2 separate regions of the Homo sapiens genome follow, and region 2 is linked to region 1. Evidence: chromatin loops called from intact Hi-C (ENCODE). Cell type or tissue: K562. All regions are shown on one strand. Each heading gives the region's core, and the rest is flanking DNA. Links, peaks and the distances in the headings are about the cores only.

The links. Peaks named below come from ENCODE experiments on the same cell type or tissue, not always from the same donor. Only the 100,000 strongest peaks of a DNase experiment are listed, where the experiment ranks them.
Region 2: a loop joins it to region 1, with 2.3 times the contacts of the local background. A loop is called at or near these places in 4 of 110 quality-filtered maps.

The regions. Positions count from the first base shown.
Region 1 is chr16:75,245,954-75,256,499 of GRCh38, forward strand. BCAR1 (BCAR1 scaffold protein, Cas family member) reads right to left here and starts at 5,671. Exons shown (of 7, transcript NM_014567.5): 1 at 5,518-5,671. The coding sequence starts at 5,529. It overlaps LOC105371344 (a long non-coding RNA gene), which reads left to right and starts at 9,845. Exons shown (of 3, transcript XR_933740.3): 1 at 9,845-10,280. RefSeq lists enhancers at 2,134-2,797, 5,883-6,423, 6,964-7,504, 7,505-8,044, 8,045-8,585 and 4 more and silencers at 5,554-5,713, 5,774-5,883, 10,198-10,492. In K562, for the core only: no CTCF peak of the experiment used is centred there; DNase peaks (open chromatin) are centred at 2,279, 4,574, 5,008 and 5,768; H3K4me3 peaks cover 1,408 bases.
Region 2 is chr16:75,316,286-75,326,831 of GRCh38, forward strand. All of the region lies in intron 5 of CFDP1 (craniofacial development protein 1), which reads right to left. Among named protein-coding and RNA genes, the nearest start is that of BCAR1, 70 kb to the left of the region's middle. RefSeq lists enhancers at 831-880, 3,348-3,517. In K562, for the core only: a CTCF peak has its summit at 4,342; a DNase peak (open chromatin) is centred at 1,116.

The sequences.
Region 1 (10,546 bases), core at 1,414-9,413:
TAGGATTGTTCTTTTTTTTTTTTTTTTTTTTTTTTTTTTTGAGACTGGGTTCTGCTCTATTGCCCAGTAGCGCGATCATGGCTCTCACTGCAACAACCTCCCAGGCTCAAGTGATCCTCCCACCTCAGCCACCTCCCACCTTAGCCTCCCAAGTAGCTAGGACTACAGGCATACACCACCACGCCCAGCTAATTTTGTGTAGAGATGGGTTCTCCTTATGTTGCCCAGGGTGGTCTCAAACTCTTGGGCTCAAGTGATCCTCCAGCTTCGGACTCCCAAAGTGCTGGGATTACAGGCGTGAGCCACTGTGCCCAGCGCGCATTGTTCTTTTAACAAAAGATTCGCCTGGCCCCTGCTTTGGCTGGGCTCCGCAGAGATAGCGCAGGCCTAGTGGACAAGGCCTCTGTCTGAACCGGGCCTATACTGTAGTGGGACAGAAAGACACCAAACAATTTGCTTTCACGGGGAAGAAAGTGGGGTGCCAAAAATAATGTGGGAGAAGGCCTTTGCATACAGGGTCAGAGACGGCCTCCCCAAAGAGATGACATTCCACAGGATTCCTGTCTGAGAAGAGCATGGGGCAGAGGAAGGGCCTCAGCCAGGGGGCTGGAGCAGGGAGGCAGGCTGTGACCCTGGAGCGGCAAAAGGACTCACACCGCAGACTCCATGGATGATGCGTGCACAGCTCAGTGAACGTCATCCGCACAACCAGCTTCCCCACGGCCAGATAAGCCCAGACGAGCAAAGCACACACCACCCCAAGCATTCCTGCTCTGGACATGCTCGCAGGCCCCCCAGCAGCCTCCCCCGGAACCCCTGCCATGCTTCAAACTGGAGGAGAGGCCAGCCTCCCCAAGCCTACTTTCCTGGCCTCCCGCACTGCTGGGCCTAGGGCATGACCCAAGCTGGGCCAGTCAGGTGCTCCTGCCCAAGTTTTCAAGGGACACAACTGTGACCTCAGAAGGGGTGCAAAGCCAGTCCAGGTGGACACTGTCAGCCACCTGTGTCCAAGGCGCAGTGGAGGCTGCTGCCTGACTCACTCATTCTCTGGTACCCTACTCCTGCCGCACCCTACTCCCACTTCAGAACATGCTGGACTATCATCCCCTCCAGGAAGGCTCCTCCTGGGACACCTTCTCCCCTCTGCCCCCACCTCACAGTACTGCCCAGCATATCTTGACATAGCCCAATTCACACCCCTGCACCCCAGGCACCCAGGACAGGAGGACAAGTCTACCTCCTTCAGAAGGGTAACTCCAGGGCACGTGCACCAGAGGAACCCAGGAAGGCCTTTGGGGGCTTGCTCATCCCAAAGGGCAGGGCCAGAGGAGGAGAGCCCCAGCCTGATGCCAGCACTCCCTAAACAATATCCCAGCTGTTGCACATAGGACTGACAGGACTGCCCCACACGCTCTGCCTGGCTCTGAGAATGGCCCTCATTGTGTCCCCGGGGCCCGCCTGGGCACCATATCCACCCGGGCTGGGCAGGCAGGCCCTGAGAAGCACAGCGGCTGGGACCAGGGCTGCGGGTGACACACGTCAGGGAGAGCTGCAGCCGTCGGATGGGTGTTGGGGTCTCCTCATTGGCTCTGCCAGCTGCCTTGGGAGCCCTGGACGTGCTGTGGCTGTCCCCAAACTCCTTCTCTGGGTCAGGCGGAAGCTGGTGTCGGCGAGTGGTAAGGGGAGATGCTGCTGCTCCAAGGAGCCTTCCCTGGTTGCCTGAAGGGACAACCCAGGAGTTCTCAGGAGCAGGGCCAGCCCAAACCAACTGCAGAGAACACTGCAGGTATCACTGCTGACCAAAACCCTCTCTGCCAGGCCTGGCTCATATCTGGCCTGCACCCTTTCACCCAGCAAATATGACCTCAGCACCCGCAAGCCAGCACAAGGTGGGAGCTGGGAGAAAATGGCAAGAACTCCTGTTCTCTGCCCAAGACCCCAGGGTTGGGGGCAGACAAGGAAATGGGTAATAGTGCCACACTTGTCACTAAGTTCACAATAATAAGAACAGCACAGTTCCTCCCTGCGGGAGGCAGAGCTCTTTCCCACACAGCCACCAGCTCATTTAACCCTCAAAACAACCCCATAAGACACGATTACCTCCATCTTACTAGACAGGAAAACCAAGGCTCAGAAGCTCCCTGACAGCCCAGGGTCACTGAGTCCAGAAGCAGCAGAGGCCGACCCCAGGCTGAGACACGGTGGAGCTGGGTGGCTCCACTTTATCTCCACCGAGGGGTGACGCCTGGGTTCGTGGAAACCACCAGAGGAAATGTCACAGGCCTTTCCCACCCCTCCTGTCCACGCCCCCAACGCACACATGCACCCGCCCCAGCACAGAGCCTCGCACATAGCAGGCACTTGGGAAACACTGACTTCTTTCATACCCAGAACCATCACAAACTTGGGCCAAGTTTATTTCTGGGGCATTCTATTTGCTTGTCCCAAAGAGCCTCCGTGGCCAACGGATGCAGGCCCAATAAGCATGCGCCCAACTGGCCATCCGCACCCGGGACCCACCTGGAGGGGTCCTGATCACCCCACTTGGTCCTGGCCTCAGGCTCTGAGGGGCACCTCCTCTTCCCTCCCCCATGTCCCCATCCTGGGTGGAACTCCAGGACCTGCCAGCCTTAGTGGCAACTTCCCCTAATACTCCCACAACAACAGGGTGGCCAGGGTCTGGGCTCAAGTCCTGGGTGCCCGGGTGGCAGGCAGCAAGGGTGTGAGCAGACTACATAGCCTGTGCACGGGGCCCACGTTCCAGAGCCACCCCAGGGGAGCATGGCTCCTATCCTGCCAGCCTTAGGAGGGCGTGAATCGTCGGAGAGGATGAGGCCGGGAAGGCGTGCAGGCCCTCAGCCCCACGCGTGACACTCAGCAGCAGGAGGGAATAAAAAGCCACCTGTGGGGTGGCCACTGCCAAGGGCTCCCCGACACAAGCACAGAGCACAGCCTGGCCTTGGCTGCAGCACCACAGCAGATGCCTTTATGCCCAGGGCCAGCTATGGGCTGAAAGCACACCCCAGTCCTCACTCCAGCCAGGGCATCCCAGGCACTGTCCCTAAGAGGCTGGGCAGAGGAGGTGGCATGGGGAGGGCTCTCCTGCTTCAGGACATGGAACCTGCAACCCAAAACACCCCACAGACAGTGCGGACGGCTGGCAGGCCCCAGGCCTATACCCCTGCAGGCAGGATCAGCGGTGTTCACTCAAGCGGACCTGCTGGAGCTCATGCTTGTGATCCGGGGTTTTGGCAGAGAGCTCGGTGTGAGGCTGACCCCTGACTTCAGGGACAGCACCAGGCCCAGAATAGGGGTAGCCCCCACCTCCAACCCCAACTGTGTCATCAAGGAGGCTAGACCCACCCCTCCACCCTACTTCTGCCCCAGGCTAGAATGTAGAGGTGGGAGGAAGTCAGGGAAGCAAGACACAGGTGGAGCCAGGGCCTCTCCTGTGCTCGGAGGGCCAGGAAGGGCCTGACAGAGGGCAGAGCCCCACCCTCTTACACGGAGACCACCCTGCAGCCCTTTATCTGGGGGCCAAGGAAGAGGCTTGCCCAGTGTCTTTGCTGGAGAAACTTCCCTATCACCCAATCCCACTCCCCACACTTCACCTCTGACTCCAAAACTGCCTCCTCTTAGAAGCCCCCCTGGAGCGCACCTCCCCTGCTGGTTGGTTCTAGCTGACCAGTTGGTTTAGCCGGCTGTGGGCTCCTGGGGGCAAGGGAAGGAGTTGTCCAGGCTCAGAAGAAAAGGGTGGTAGGACCTCCTAAAGGGACAGCAGATGCCAGGAGAGGGCCGCAAAGGCACAGCGTTGGAACCAGAGGGTTCCTACCAAGTTGACAACTCCAAAAGAGCATGGTGGTCCCCCAAGGACCAGAGCTCCCCCAATCCCAGACTGGGAATTCGGAGGCCACATGTGGTGCTGCACTGGGGGGCCATGCCAGAAGACGAGGTTCTGGATCCAATTCTGAGGACAACTGACTGTCTCTCTGTACCTCAGTGTCCCCATCTGCACCATCCGTATAATGGGAAAGGGGTTTGAGGAGCTGTCTCAGGGCCCCTCCTGTACAGACAGGAGGCCCTAGTGGCACTGTCCTTATTTCCATCCCTCGCCTAGACCTGGGGCCATGGTACCAGTACACAGTGCTCACCCTCCTGCTCAGACAAACAGTAACGGCCAGAAGCTCCAAGCCTCCTGCCCCAGCCCAAGGTGACTTTCCTGGCAGAACCTGGGACTGCCCTGCCCTGCCCTGCCTCCACCCAGCTCCCGGGCAAGCAGTGCCAGGAGGAAGTGTCAGCAGCTCCTCCCCAAAGCTCTTTTCCCCACAGCCCCGCCACCCCCGTACCTGGGCCCCGATTCTCCAGGCACCCCGACACCTGCTCTCACAGGCCGGCCAGCCCCCACCACCCAACTCTCCACCGAGGGAAAGGAATGGGCACAAGAGGGGGCGTGTCCCGGCCCAGGGCGATGGGAAACATCTCACTAGCAAAGAAGAGATCAACCCATGGTCATTCTGAGAAGGTGACCAAAGCTGCGGCGGGCCCCGGGAGGGGTGTGGGAAAGGAAACCAGGGACTCTCAGGAGGGAACGGGAGCCTTGTGGTAGAAAAGGAGCTGCTGTCCCCGATCTGGAACTCGAAACCCCAACATCTTCCAGGCCGTAAGCCCCTCACCCCGCACCCCTAGGCAAATCTCCGCTTTCCCAACTCCCTCACCTCGGTCCAGCGATCAGCCTCTCGGACCCTCGAGAGGGAGCTCCGACCCTGCTCTAGCTCTTGCGGGTCCCCCAACCATGGACTCCAAAGCCTTCATGTCCACACTGCAGAACCCGGCCCTGGCCCCCTCCCGCGACACTCGCGTGCGGCTAGGACTCCTGTGGCCAGGACCCGGCTTCCACCGGCGCTCGGCGTGCGGGGCTGCAAAGCCCGCGGCGCGCCCGCCCCCACTCCCGCTCCGCTCCCGGAACCCCGCGCCGGCGGCCGGAGTGAATCATTAACTGGAGCCGGGTGCTCCGGCTGCGCAGCCTTCCCCGCTGGCGCCACGCACTTGCCCGCCCGGCCTCGGTCCCCCGGAGCTCCTCCCTCTCCGGGAGCCGGTGGGCAGTCCCCACGCCACACCAGCCGGACCACCCGCCAGAGGCTCAACGGCCCCTCCTCGCAGCCGAGGAAACTGAGGCTCGGAGGCAGGGCGCAGAGGCCCAAGGTGACACAGCAGGCGGCCGTCGGCCGGGGAGCGCGGGCCCCGCCAGCCACTTTCCCGACACAGGAACCCTCCTACCGGCTGGCGGCCCCCGCGCCCGGCCCCGCCAACGCACCCGAGGCGCACAGGCTCCGGAGCCCCCGCGGTTCCTGCCTCCCGGCTTCCCGGCCAGGGCAGAAGGAGATCCCAGGGCCGCGGACCCCGGCCGGCGGTTCCCAGGCCCCGCAGGTCCGGCAGGAAATGCCGCTCGCTTAACCCCTTCCAGCCCGCTGCCGCCTCCAAGCCCGTACGCGGCCCGGCCCCACCTGGCGCCCTCACCAGGTGGTTCATGGTGTCCGGCGGGCCTGGGGCCCCGGCTCTCGCGGGGGCGCACACCGAGCTGCCCGGGCCGCGTGCCCTCGGGGCTCCGAGCGCGCCGCAGCCGCCCCGGTGCCGCCGCGCAGCTGCCGCCTCGGCCACCCAGAGCCGGTCCAGCCGCTCTCCGCCTGCCGCCACGGCCCAGCCGGCCCAGCCCGATCCCAGCATGCCCGGCCGCGCGCGCCCATTGGCCGCCGCCGCTCTCCATGCAAATAAGCCGCCTGTCGGGGGCGCGGGCGCGCAGACAGAAGCCCGCCCAGTAGGGGCCGCCCCCCGCCCCGCCCCCCACCTCCAACCCCGAGGCTCCAGGCCCCTGCCCGAGGCCAGGCTTCCAGCCTAGGGCGCAGGACACCGCTCTCCAACAAATGCACGTCCCCGCCTTCCACCCAGGCGAGAACGCACCGAAGGCCTACGCAAACTCCTCCACTTCTGGGAAGGCTGCCCGGTTTGCCTTCTTCCTCCAGAGCCGAGACATGGCCTCAAGTCGACTTGTCTTTCCCGCTAACCAACCCCAGGGCATTCATCGCGTGTCCATGGGCCGTGGGACTCAAATCTGAATCTAGAGGGAAAGGGGAGGGGGCGTGCCCCAGCCTGTAGGAGACGAATCATCACCACCACAGCTCCGACTGTAGACGGTCCCACCGTGTAAGGACCCCAGGAAATGAAGCCTCAAGCAGGGAGGCTGGCGAGCTCTCGACCCAGCGCTTTTCACGGGCAGCACCTACCTTCCCCTGCATTGTGCCGACATCTGGGGACTCGGGCTGGTCCTCCAGCTGATCTGCCTCCTCTCATTACTCATTCCTAGGTTCAGCCTAAAACCTGGGCCTAGTACCCTCCTGAGTCCTGCTCCAACTCATCTGCTTCAGCGACATGGGGTAGGAGAGCGGCACTGGGGGAATGAGGGAGATAGAAGGAAGAATCACTCGGGGGAAACCGAGTGGAGACAACCTTGGCTCTCCTGAGTTGCCCCTTGCTCGGTTGCAGGTCAGTGACTGTCACCCCATGCAGCAGAACCAGGGTGCCAGAGCCCCTGGGCCAGGCCAGGGAGGCACAATCTGCAGGGAGATGATAGGACCGAGCCTGGTCCAGACCAGACAGGACCCTCAGTCAACAATCCTGGGCCACTGGCTGAGCAATGGGATGCCACGAGGCAGCCCTGGTGGCAGGGAAGCAGCGGGGTAGACCCGGCTTCACGCAGCAGAGAATTCTCAAGCATGGCCTATGGAAGACACAAGCCCAGGTGGGCCTGCAGCTGCCCCTCTGTCTGACCCCCAGGGCTCAGCCTACGCAGCGCCTGGCCAGATGTGCCACCTTGGCAGGCCCTCTCCCCTCTCTGGGCTCCTTTCTCATCTGAAAAGGGGCTAGGACAGCCCATGATTTGCTGCTCAGGTGCTCTGGGGAGCTAGTTAAAAAACAGACTCCTGTGTCCCACCCCTCCCAAAAAACTGGACGTCTGCATTTCTTCAATATTTGGCTTGGGAAGCATTGGCCAGAACTCACAGCACAGCGGGTGAGGAAGGAGCAGTGGGATGAGACAGAGCATGACCCAGAGTCCTCAGGAGGAACAGAACAGCTAGCCAACACCCTGTGCCTCCCCGACACAGCCCGCCTCGCCTCAGAAGAGGAGCCAGCCTTCAGGGAAGCTGCCTGGAGCATCTCCTCCTGCTTGTTCCCAAGAGCTGTGCCGGGCCCCTCCTGCACCCTGACCCTGTCCAGCCACCCACTCCTCAGCCTGGCTGGCACACCAGCTTCCCAGAGAGCAGGTCTGAACCAGCGGGACCCTCAGGAGCCTGAGGTCATCCCTGGGCCTCCACTTCTGTGGGGAGGGGAGACCAGGCCTCATGGGCAGGCAGTGCCCTGCTGGCAGGGCCCCAGGCAGCAGTCTCTGCAGGGACGGGCAAGGACACAAAAGGCCTGGCCCTCAAGGGAGCTGGCCCCTGCTCCATCCTAGTTGGCCAAGGAGGGCGGTGCAGAGAGGAGGTGGATGGCTGGAACCTTGGGGGATGAGACCCTCCTCCCCCAGTAGCTGCATTAGAACAGCACTGGGGGTGGGGCTGCTGGTGTGAGCAGGAGGCAGCAAGGGAAACAGGCTCCGACACAGGCATTTCAAAAATTTGCTCCTTTTCCACTTAAATTCCCTCCCCCAAAAGCCTGTGCCTCCCAGAATGGCATTTCCGCTTTGGAAACAAGGCCCCAGAAGTTAAGCCCCACAGTGTTGATGGGGATGTAGCTGGGGGGTGGGGGAGGAGCACCCACTGGCCAGGCTCTGGCCGGGGTATATGGGGGCAGAACCTCACCCCACCCCCAGTCCAGCCTCCCGGACCTCCGCTGTCAAGGACAGGGATGCAGCCCCACATACCCAGCACAGCCTCTGCGCCCAGCCAGTGCCAGGGGCCCTATGCCCATGCATTTATTTTGTGCACACAGCAATCCTGCAAAACAGGCTCACCGTTAGCCCCAATTTTTTTTTTTTTTGAGATGGGGTTTCACCATATTGGTCAGGCTGGTCTCGAACTCCTGACCTCAAGTGATTCACCCACCTCAGCCTCCCAAAGTGCTGGGATTATAGGCGTGAGCCACTGCACCCAGCCTAGCCCCATTTTTCACATGAAGAGACCGAGACCCAGTTTACCAACCACTGCCCCATCCCACACATTTCGGGGCACAGAAGGGACAGGGCCAGGGAAGAAATGGGGCTGCTAGACCTCAGCCCACCCTGCAGCAGGAAGGGAATCTAGGGACAGGGACAGCAGCACTCCAGGCTCAGAAAGCCAAACACCCCTGTCACACTCAGACTGCAAAAGGACAGGCAACTGAGACCTAAGCACCTTCCTCCCCAGTAAAACTGAGCTCAGCACTGGGGCCAGCACCACCCCCACCCCACTAAGTTTAGCCCCATTGGTGAGAAGGGGTGCAGTAAACATTTGTTGACTGGGTGGGACCTCAGAGGTGGCCCTCATGGGATAGGCTGGCCTGGGTGAAGAAATCTGAGGCTGCCCCAGTCTGGAGGATGGGGGTGGTTAAGTCACGCCTAAGTGCAGAGGCACACACTTGCATACACACAGCACACACGCATGCGTATACACACAGTGGGACTGGCAGCAAGGAGAGACGCCCTGAATAAGGAGGAGCTGGGAGAGGTTGTTGCCAGACCAAGGGAGACAGCTGCAGATATGTGGCCGGGGCACCAGCACAGGGCCCTCCCAGACAGTTGTGTCATCCCAGGAGTGGCCTGGCACCTCCAGCCAGGTTGAAGATGAGCTCACAGGCTGGAAGGGATGTCTCCAACCCCTCAGGGCCTGGAATAGCTGTTTGTACAGAAAACAGGTGGACCCAGCACACCAGGACACTAAGTGTCTGGAGTGGAGGGGGTTATACTGGACCCAAGTGGAAAGATAAGCCTGGGATAGGGTTCCTGCTCTTTGGGCTTTCTGAGATCTGCCTTCAGGACAGACCCACTGCACAGAACTTTTCTTGCTCAATGCTCACCAATGTCCACTGCAGCATTTATGACAGCAAAGCATGGAGCAAAACAGGCTCACCTATCAATGCTAATTCTAGGGGACCGGTGAGACAAACCACAGCGCCTCAGTAGAATAGCTTGCAGCTATTAGATGGCCTCTTCCAAAGACTGAAATAATGCAAGAAAATGCTTACAACAAACTAAAGTGAAAAGAGCAGGCTAAAACCAGTTTGCACAGTGTAAAGGCACACAGCCCCCTCCCCTCCTGAAGCCTCGGCCTCCCAGCAGCAGGGAGGGTGGACTCGGTTGATGGCCAGCTCTGGGAGCGGCAGCAGGAGAGGATTTCCTGAGGCCGGAGGTGAGCACTGCCAGCCCCAGGAACAGGAAGAAACGGTATCTCTGGAGGGCCAATGAGAGCTGACACCATCCCCCTAGGCTGGACACTCACAGTGGCAAGCTCAAAACCAAGGCAAGGCTGGGCAAGGTGGCTCACGCCTGTAATCTCAGCACTTTAGGAGGTCGAGACTAGCCTGTCCAACATGGCGAAACTCCGTCTCTACTAAAAATACAAAAATTAGCTGGCCGTGGTGGCGGGCACCTGTAATCCCAGCTACTCAGGAGGCTGAGGCAGGATAATTGCTTGAACCAGGAGGTGAAGCAGTGAGCTGAGATCACGCCACTGTACTCCAGCCTGGGCGATAGAGCAAGGCTCCATCTCAAAAAAAAAAACAAAAAACAGCTGGGCACAGTGGCTCACGCCTGTAATCCCAGCACTTTGGGAGGCCAAGGCGGGCAGATCATCTGAGGTCAAGAGTTCAAGACCAGCCTGACCAACATGGTGAAACCCCGTCTCTACTAAAAATACAAAATTAGCCGGGCGTGGTGGCACATGCCTGTAATCCCAGCTACTCAGGAGGCTGAGGCTGGAGAATCACTTGAACCCGGGAGGCGGAGGTTGCAGTGAGCCAAGATGGTGCCATTGCACTCCAGCCTGGGCGAGAGAGCGAAACTACGTCTCAAAAAAACAAAAACAAAACCCAGGCGAGGGCACGGAACCTTTGTGGATAGCACGGAGGTGAACCTACTGTCACACACAGAACGGACAGCCCACACCCCAACACCAGTCATTCCTCACTGCTGCCCTGGGACCAGGACGGAACGACGGCTACCTGGAGGCAGAGAGAGGGGCAATGCCCCACGCAGCTCCCATGGCCAGCAGAGCTCGCACCTTCCACCTCATAACCCAGGCGTGTGCCTACTGGTAAGCACCCCAGGTGACCCCAGACCGCAGAGCATGCACTCAGGACTCAAGCTGGAGCTGTTACCATAAAGGGCTTCCCATCCTCCACTGCGGGGCAGTGTTTGTCATTACCAGTAGTGGCTCTGACTGTGGGAAGGTGGGCGGGCCCTATAGCCTGAAGCCAAATCCCTCCAGTGGTCATCCCCTTTGGCATGCCCAAGGCCAGTCCCCAGAGACCCGGGGGCAGGGGCAGTATCCAAGGTGTGTGGGCAGAGCTGCCAGGTAAG
Region 2 (10,546 bases), core at 835-8,834, 70 kb after region 1:
AATATGTGAGATAATACTCTCAGGAAGTTCAGAAAGTTGACCGCTTCTTATTTCTTATGCCTCACTCTATAACGTCTTCGGCTACGTCTACAGACAGACTAGGGTGAATTAATAGTAAAGAATCCTATTTGAAAGGCCAGGCAGTGTGCTGGCTCACGCCTATAATTCAAGCACTTTGGGAGGCCAGGGAGGGAGGATCGCTTACGCCTAGGAGTTCAAGACTGTAGTAAGCTGTTATCGTGCCACTGCACTCCAGCCTGGGTTGACAGGATGAGACCCTGTCTAAAAAAAAAAAAAAAAAAAAAAAAAAGTCCTATTTGAAGGACAAAAATACAAATATTCAGGAAATCCCCAAAGGAGAGTAAAGCTCTAGCTGTAAAAAAGTCTTTAAAAAGTAAAAGAGGCCGGGCGCGGTGGCTCACGCCTGTAATCCTAGCACTTTGGGAGGCCAAGGCGGGCGGATCACCTGAGGTCAGGAGTTCGAGACCAGCCTGACCAACACAGAGAAACCCCATCTCTAATAAAAATATAAAATTAGCCGGGCGTGGAGGCGCATGCCTGTAATCCCAGCTACTCGGGAGGCTACTCCTACTGCCTCAGCAGGAGAATCGCTTGAACCCGGGAGGCAGAGGTTGTGGTGAGGCGAGATCGCACCACTGCACTCCAGCCTGGGCGACAAGAGTGAAAACTCCGTCTCAAAAAAAGATAATAAATAAATAAATAAAAATAAAAATAAAAAGTAAAAGAGCAGTTAACTAGAGAAAAGGCAAAAGGCTATGGGATCTTCAGCAAAGTCCTAGATTGGACAGGCAAGTGGCGAGGGCAGAGGCCTCTCTGGCCAACATGGAGGCCCTCGCCTAGATGAGTGGAGACTTCTCAAGGCCTGGTGCCTGGTACGCATGAGGGTTAAATGACACGAAGTCAGCAGCAAAGAAAACCTCTTCTGACCTGCCGCCAGACCTCTAAGGAAATGATACTTCTGAATTTCCCTTCCCCTTTGTCCACTCAAATGTGGTTTCATCTCCTCCCTGGGAAAGAGATAATGCTGCAGCCCTTCCCGCCTCTGCTCTAGCAATTTCCTTCTTTGAACCACTCCCATGGTGGGGGAGTCCTGGCAAAGCAGAGAAGGACACGCCACCATTTCACAGCAGTGTGGGAGTAAAGAAGGCCAGGGGGCTCTCCAAGGAGGAAATGTTGAGTGTAATGGAAACTAGATTCTGCCTGGGGAGGAGATGCTTTGCCCCTGAGGTGCGAACTGCTGTTGCTTTAATTTGTATGATTAGACACAGCTGGGGAGAATAATTTATTGACCAATACAAACAGACAATTTACATTTCTGAGACACAATTTTAAAGGAATTATTAAATACAGCTTCTAACAAAGACCATAATGACAACTTTATGCAGAACCCTGGGAGCTCAACAGAGGAAGACACAGCTTATTTTCCAGATACTGGTTCCATATGGCCTCCCACCAGTCACAGCCGCAGAGGCCAAGAAAAGCTGAGGCAGAGTCAGCATCTGGCATTAAAAGTCAATGACCTGGCCAGGTGTGGTAGCTCACCCCTGTAATCCCAGCACTTTGGGAGGCTGAGGTGGGTAGATTACCTAACGTCAGGAGTTCGAGACCAGTCTGGCCAACATGGTGAGACCCCACCCCCCATCTCTACTAAAAAAATACAAAAAATTGGCCAAGCATGGTGGTACATACCTGTAATCCCAGCTACTCAGGAGGATGAGGCAGGAGAATTGCTTGAACTTGGGAGGCAGAGGTTGCAGTGTGCCGAGATCGCGCCACTGCACTCCAGCGCGCCACTGCACTCCAGCCTGGGTGACAGAGTGAGACTCCGTATCACAAAAAAAAGAAAAAGGTCAATGACCCTTCTCAAGGAGAACTGTGCTCTGCTGTGACTGTGACTGGTCTGTGCTGGTCTGACGGCTGGAGCCACACACTCTCATGAACATTCCCCTGATCGTTCCCATCAGGGACAACATGGCCAGGCAAATAGCACATCTCGCCAACTAAGTCAACAGGACAAAGCACTGGGCAGAAGATCAATATGCCTCAGTGGTGTGTTGTTTGGCTGACTGTTGATTAGGGAGTTGGCATGCTTTCTTTCTTTCTTTTTTTTTTTTTTTGAGATGAAGTCTCACTCTGTCGCCCAGGCTGGAGTGCAGTGGCACAGTCTCGGCTCACTGCAACCTCCGCCTCCTGGGTTCACGCCATTCTCCTGCCTCAGCCTCCCCAGCAGCTGGGACTACAGGTGCATGCTGCCATGCCTAGCTAATTTTTGTATTTTTAGTAGAGACTGGGTTTCACCGTGTTAGCCAGGATGGTCTCGATCTCCTGACCTTGTGATCCGCCCGCCTTGGCCTCCCAAAGTGCTGGGATTACAGGCGTGAGCCACTGCGCCCGGCCGGCATGCTTTCTTAAATATCTGCATCCTGCTTTTAGACTTTCAGCTTTCTTTTTTCTCCCAGGGATGCATGTCTCTGTCTCTTCATAAAAAAATCTGAGGATATTAACATAAATTTTAAATTCTTGGGCACCTCTCAGGTTGAGACTAGGCTAAAGTTTTGGGATACAGGGGTGTCCTCAGTCAAATCAGAAATAATTCCTTACATCATAGACACCTCTCTTAAAACAAGTCATGCCTGCCCCTTTCTAGAAATGAGAAGGCACATTAAGCACATAGCTTTAAATGAAACTCATAGGAGCCGAACACATTTTGCAAAATTACTCCCTCTCAATACCAAACTTACTTTATTTATTTATTTTTTTGAGATGAAGTTTCTGTTGCCAGACTGGAGTGCAGTGGAGCGATCTCGGCTCACTGCAACCTCTGCCTCCCGGGTTCAAGTGATTCTCCAGCCTCAGACTCCTGAGTAGCTGGGATTACAGGCACATGCCACCATGCCCAGCTAATTTTTGTATTTTTAGTAGAGATGGGGTTTCACCATGTTGGCCAGGATGGTCTTGATCTCTTGACCTTATAATCCACCTACCTCGGCCTCCCAAAGTGCTGGGATTACAGGTGTGAGCCACCACGCCCAGCCCCAAACTTCTAACTGCTACTAAATAAGCATGCAAAATTCCAAATGAGGAGGAGATAGACATTGGACACAGCTGTGATCCTTGACACCTCAAAGTTACATCTGGGGTTGGGGGGGAACGTGCTTTATGGTCGTTGCATTACACGAGACTGAAGTGGTGAAGGTCATTTTTCAGCACTTAGCGCTCCTGCTAGGGTCCTGACTCCCAAATCTACTTTCTCAGTGGCATCCGCAACATCGTTTGCTCACTCAGTTGCCAGGGTAGCAGCTCTGGCCTCCTAGAGGCCACAATTCTACTAATATCAATGGGAAAACTTAATGAGGCTCAGATCCCAACCTGCCCCTCTTCCTCCAGAGGCAGCTTCCACTTCTCCTCACAAAGCTGGGATATGGCATCATCAGCGTTCCCCCTGTGGTGCCACCCCTCACAACCCAGGATTTAAAGAGCCCTTAGGAAGCAATCATCTATACAAGGGTGATCACAAGAATGGGGTTACTTAAGCATGAGCCCTAAGTGTCACTTTGCTAAGGCAATACAATGGATTTCAACAAAGAAATATTCGTTTCCACGTAGTTTGATACTGAAAGCAGAAAACTTTCTTTTTACTGCATGCAGGAAATGGTTTTCATAGAGGCTAACCACAGCTGAGCCATCTGTAAACCACAACATTGTTTCTCTTTAACAAATGGAAGATTTTTACCCACGGTATCACTGACCATCAAAAAGAATTCCCATCCTCCATCTCTAGAGCAAGAGAAAACGGTAAGTAGAGTTTCTTTCCTTAATCTGCTAGCCAGGGGTTGCTAAAACAGCCTTTTCATTCAGAAATGTAGTTTGTCCTCCAAGGTTCATCCCATCCCTACTGCTAGGAGATGTATGAACCCTTAAACAAGTCCAGTTTCTTTGCATTCTGAGACCCCCTCGGAGCATGCGCTTTTATGTGACCATGACTCACACTGGGTCATAATGTAAAACGTGTAACTATGACTGAAGGCCAAAAAGTTTGAAAAAGATGCTTTAGCGTTAACTGGCTGGCAAACGAAGAAGGTCTGCTGAAACAAAGTTGGCTGCTCTGCCAACAGATTGTTTGAAGGAAAACTAGTTAAAAAAAAAAGAAAAAAATCAAGTGCAATCAACTAAAGTAGGGCAGACCCTTCCATTCTTTGATTTTTCCCTGTGTATTAGCCATTTGCTTTGGGAAACTTGGCATCACGATCTCCCTGCTGTGAGAGCAAGGCCTCTGACCCAGGGCTCCTCACCCCAGACTGTGAGAGTGTGTGATTGACACCCTCTCCTGGGGGACGAGTGGCTTTGCTATGGCCTTCCAGTCACCGTGAGGCTCAGCTGGTGACTCTGCAAGGATTGCATGAGTGTGTTCATTGTTCTCACTGTTCAGATGAAGGAAAGGGGCTCAGAATATGGGACATTGATGGTCTCATGTGAATTAAACAACTGAAATGAGGGGGACTCATGCAAATAAAAGAACAAAATCCAAAAACATGACCTGAGTCACACCAAGGAATAGTTTCCCTCTAAGAATGAAGAGAAACAAGAACCCAAATATAAGCTACTAAATGTACTTGTACTCTGGAAGAATGCTGGAAAATCTGATGACTTACTATTTCTTATTCTCAGCTAGTATTTTTTTTTTAAGAGATGGGATCTTGCTGGTTTTGAACTCCTGGGCTCAAGTGAACCTCCTGCCTCAGCTTCCTGAGTAGCTGGGAGTCACAGGCACACGCCATCATGCCTTGCTCAGCTAACAGCTAATACTTTAATATTTTAATAAATTATTATTATTATTTTTACAAGACAAGATCTCACTATGTTGTTCAGCCTGATCCTGAACTCCTGGGCTCAAGGGATCCTCCTACCTCGGCATTCCAAAGTGCTGGAATTACAGGCGTGAGCCACAGTGCCCAGCCTGGCTAATACTTTTTATAATAGCTTTACTGAGATGTAATCCACATTCTAAAGATTTCACCTATTTAAAATGGTACAACTCAGTGGTTTTTAGTATATCCATTACCACAATCTCATTTTAGAAAATTGCCACTCCTGCCAAAAAGCCCCTTATATCCAGTAGCAGTTACTCTTCATTCCCCTCACCAGCTCTTGGCAACTACTAATCTACTTTCTGCCTCAACAGATTTACCTATCTCTCAGGTAATACTTTAAACCAAGCTTGTCCAACCTGCCTTATTCTGTTATTGTTTTGTTTTGTTTTGGGCTTTTACCAGCCTGAAGCCATGTTTTTCAGTTTCTGCCTCTAGTGATAAGCGGAAAAGAGGGGTGAGGAAGGGGCTTTATGGGCCCAACCAGAAACAGAAACTAAGAACTCATGACTGTATTCTCTCCCTTGGACACCCCTGCTTTAAACCATAAATTTAAGATTATATATAAGCATCCAGAAGAAACAACACATCTCTCAGTTGGTATCTATCACAGCCTCCTATAGGAAACACATTTAAACTTTCCTAATTTGTTTTCTTTTTCTTTTTCGAGACCAAGTCTTGCTTTGTCGCCCAGGCTGGAGTGCAGTCGTGCGATCTTGGCTCACGGCAAGCTCCACTTCCCAGGTTCATGCCATTCTCCTGCCTCAGCCTCCCGAGTAGCTGGGACTACAGGCGCCCGCCACCATACCCGGCTAATTTTTCTGTAATTTTAGTAGAGACGGGGTTTCACCGTGTTAGCCAGGATGGTCTCGATCTCCTGACCTTGTGATCCACCCGCCTCGGCCTCCCAAAGTGCTGGGGTTACAGGCGTGAGCCACCGCGCCCAGCCTATTAAACTTTCCTAATTTGTTTTCTACATGATGGTCATGCATACATTTTGTAAGAAGAATCAGAAATCTAGTCTTTACACAGGAATATTAGAATATCTGGGCATTGCTTGTAAAGTGAAGTCCCAGATATCACCAACACTATTTCGGATCTGTGTTTTTAAAGCACTTGGGTACAGTGGCTTTGCAGTCAGTGTAGAAACCTGTCCCTCCCACTTAATAAATTTTTATTTATAGTCATGTGTTGCTTATGTTCTGAGAAATGTGTTAGGTGATTTCATTGTTGTGCCCAACATCACAGAGTGTACTTACACAAACCTAGATAGTATAGCCTACTACAGGCTTACATTGTGTGGTAAAGTTTATTGCTCCTAGGCTACAAATCTGTATAGCATGTTACTGTACTAAGTACTGTAGGCAACTGTAACAGAATGGTAAGCATCTATGTCTAAACACATCTAGACCTAGAAAAGGTACAGTAAAAATATGGTACAGTTGAGCATCCTAAACCCAAAAATCTGAAATCTAAAATGTTCCAAAATCCAAAATATTTTGAGCACTGACATGACACTCAAAGGAGCATTTCGAATTTTGAATTTCCAGATTTGGGGTGCTCAACCACTAAGTAGAATACAAATATTAAAAAAAAAAAAAATCCCAAATCGGAAACACTTCTGGTCCCATGCATTTTGGGTAAGGGATACTTAACCTGTGTATAAAAGATAAAAAAAGGTACAGCTGTATAGGAAGTTTACCATGAATGGTGGAACCCGCAGGACTGGAAGTTGCTCTGGGTGAGTCAGTGAGTGAGTGGTGAGTGAATGTGACGGCCAAGGACATTACTGCACACTACTGTGGATTTTATAACCACTGTACACTTAGGCTACAATACATTTATTTAGAAAATTTTTTTTTCTTCAATAAAAATTTAACCTTAGCTTACTGTAACTTTATAAACTTTTTAATCTTTTAAAACTTTTTGACTGTTTTTTAGTAATGCTTAGCTTAAAACATAGCACAGCTGTAGAAAAACTTTCTTTATACCCTGTTTCTGTAAGGTTTTTTTCTATTTTAAAATGTTTTCACTGTTTTTACTTTTTAACGTTAAAAAAAAAAAAACTAAGACAAACACACACATTAGTCCAGGCCTACACAGGGTCAGGATCATCAATATCACTGTCTTTGACTTCCTTATTTTGTCCCATTGGAAAGTCTTCAAGAGCAACGTGTCTGGAGCTGCCATCTCCTATGACAACAATGCTTTCTTATGGAATCCTTCCTGAAGGACCTGCCTGAGGCTGTTTTACTTAACTTTTTTTTTTTTTTTAACAAGTAGAAGGAATACACTCTAAAATAACAATTTAAAGTATACTATAGGGCTGGGTACAGTGGCTCACGCCTGTAATCCCAGCACTTGTGAAGGCCGAGGCAGGTGGATCACCTGAGGCCAGGAGTTCAAGACCAGCCTGACTAACATGGTGAAACCCGATCTCTACTGAAAATACAAATTTGCCGGGCCTGGTGGAGCGTGCCTGTAATCCCAGCTACTCCAGAGGCTGAGGCAGGAGAACTGCTTGAATCCAGGAGGTAGAGGTTGCAGTGAGCCGAGATCGTGCCATTGCACTCCAGCCTGGGCAACAAGAGCGAAGCTCTGTCTCAAAAAAAAAAAAAAAAGTATACTATACATACATAAAACAGTAACATAGCTGTTTATTCTCTTTTATATGACTGGCAGCATGGTAGGTTTGTTTACACCAGCATCACTGTGAACACACGAGTGGTGTGTGACTGTATTTATTTTTACTCTGGGCAAGTTAATTTCTCTGAGTCTCAAGTAAGTAACCAATTAGTAAAATGAAGATAATAAGAACTACCTTGCAGGGTAATGATTAAATGAGATATTCATCAACTCAGCCCTTATCGTTGAGTGCCTTCAGTGTGCCAGACTCTTTTTTGGCCACTGGAGATAGACAGATTTCTTACCCTCATTTAATTTATTCACAAGATAAAGATACACAAACAAGCAATTACATTAGGAGAAAACCATTACACAGGAAGTGCAGTAGAGCATAAGAGTCTGAGATGGGGAAAGCTATAGAGAGGGTGGGGGAGGTGTCTGAGAGTTGAAGGATGAGAAAGAATTTGCCAGGGGGACGAGCTGGGATAGAGAAGTCCACAACGAGGCAACAGGCACTGAGATGTGTGTGAATGCACTTAGCATAATGCCTGGTGCACAGCAGATCATCAATACCTCCTGTTGTCCTCACTCTTATCCTCTTGTGTTATGAAAAAAACTCACTCTAGAATCCAGAAAGAAATTTTAAAAATTGTTGTTGCTGGCTGGGCGCGGTGGCTCATGCCTGTAATCCCGGAACTTTAGGAGGTCGAGGTAGGTGGGTCACCTGAGGTCAGGAGTTTGAGACCAGCCTGGCCAACATGGTGAAACTCCGTCTCTACTAAAAATACAAAAATTAGCCGGGAGTGGTGGCAGGCTCCTGGTAATCTCAGCTACTCGGGAGTCTGAGGCAGGAGAATCACTTGAACCTGGGAGGTGGAGGTTGCAGTGAGTCGAGATCACACCATTGCACTCCAGCCTGGGCTACAGAGTGAGACTTTGTCTTAAAAAAAAAAAAAAAAAAATTGCTGCTGCTAGGAAAGATTAGTGGAGCTGGGACTCAGAAGTTGCTTGTTCTTTTTTCGAGGCTAAGTCATCTTTGGCAGCAAAGTGTATTTTAAATTTTGGCGGTTTCTTTCCCCACAAACTTTTGATTTTGAGAAATTTCAAGCCAAGAAACGTTGGTCTCCTTTAATTTAGAACAGTCCCCTTACCTGTAGAATGGCCTGCTCTTTGGAATTGTCTGATTGTTAATTTGAGCTTCTTTGATGGCATATGGGAGTCTTCTAGCATGGAAAGTCCTTGGACTTTTCTCCATCTATACCCACTCTTTGGGTGACTGCATCCAGTCCCAAGGCTTAAATACTATTTGTATGCCTATGACCCCCAAATGTCTTACCTTCAGCCCAGACTCTAACTCCAGCTTTATATACCCAACAGCCTTGAGGGCCCTAGTCTGCTCTGCCTATAGCCTTGCACATCTTAGTTGTGGGGGACAACATCTGTCCAGTCCTTACCTCCCAGACTTCCTCTCCTAGCACAGCCCCTTGTATAGTCCCCTTCAGGCATGCATCTACCTTAGAGGCCTTGCCTCAAGCTATTCCTTCTGCCCAACGACTGTGCCCAGTTATCCCCTTGACTAACTTCCTGACCTCTTTCAAGTCTGGTCAAATCTCCATTTCTCAATGAGGCTTATGCTGATCATCCTATTTAATACTGCAAGCTTCCTCTTCATCCCACATACCTGGTCCTCCTCCCTTCCTCTGATTGTCTTTTCTCTATCACACTTAGCATTTTCTAATGTATCCCATAATTTATTTGTTATGTTTATTCTTTTACTGTCTATTTCTCTGCTGTAGTGGAAACTCCACAAGGGCTGGAACGAATGTCTATTTTGTTCACTGATATAACCTAAGCACCCGGCAGGGTGCCTGGCACTTGGTAGGCACTCAAAAAATATTTGTTGAAAGAATGTATGGATCTTGGGAAACCATATCAATGTCATACATTATAAATCCCAGTGAAGTGATACTGATTAAAGTAACAACTCTGCATTGGCTAACCTCTTAGTTGCTACTCAAGCTAGCTAGGTTTTCTACAGGGGAACTAAGTACTTCAGAGCAAGCACAGGGAACCATTTATTAATTGCAACAGACATTCTTGAATGGCTGTCAATAGCCTGGAAATTGTCCTAGGCTGGCTTAGGCACCTCTCATGAGAGCCTGCAGAACGTTCAATAATCTTGTCATTAATCTGAGGTACAGGGTTTAAGATATCTTAGTTGACAAACAAATAAGGGACAGAATTAAGGAGAAGTCTGGATAAATTTTTTCTTTGCTCTTTGTTTTTTGGTCCATGAAAACAGAATTTTGTGGAAAAGTGATATTGGAGTCATTTTATGTGAAAATGAAGCTCTATAACAACCAAGTCAGGGGACCTAATGAAAGACTTTTGTGTGCCAAATGAGTTTTTCCCCTTGACACTGGCGACACTGCAGCCGGGTTGCTTTTGTTTGTTTGGTTTTGGAGGGCTAGTTTTAAAGTCATGTACACTACTACGTTATGAGCCAGGAGCAACGCCTTAGTCCACTCTGGAAGCTAAAAACCAACACTGAATGGACATAATTGGAGCAATTATCTCACTCAATACTCAGTCAACTGAACAACTCCTCGTCAGAATCTGCCAGAAAGAATTAATTTAGGTGTACAAATTTGCTACAGGCAGCAAGCTAAGCTGCAGAAAAGATGGCCACTCCCTAAAGCTCTCACATCCTGCCATGGCAAGGTAAGAGAATTATGCAGACACAAACTTCCTCTCTCGTTCAGTGGTCTGAGCTGGGGAGCACAGTGAACAGGTAAGGTGGCTAACAACAGCTAGAAAAAGACACAAAAAGGAACTGGTGCTTCTTACTGCTGGGGACCGTGGTGCCTGGTAAGAACGTCAGGGATAAAAAGAAGAGCCTAAAATCTTCCAAGGAGAGCGGTAAAATGTGGTCATATATACAGATTCAAGACATCCAAATGGCTTCAGATTTCTCAACACTAGAAGCTAGAAGACTGACGGTGAAGCAATGGCCTCACAATTCTGAAGGGAAA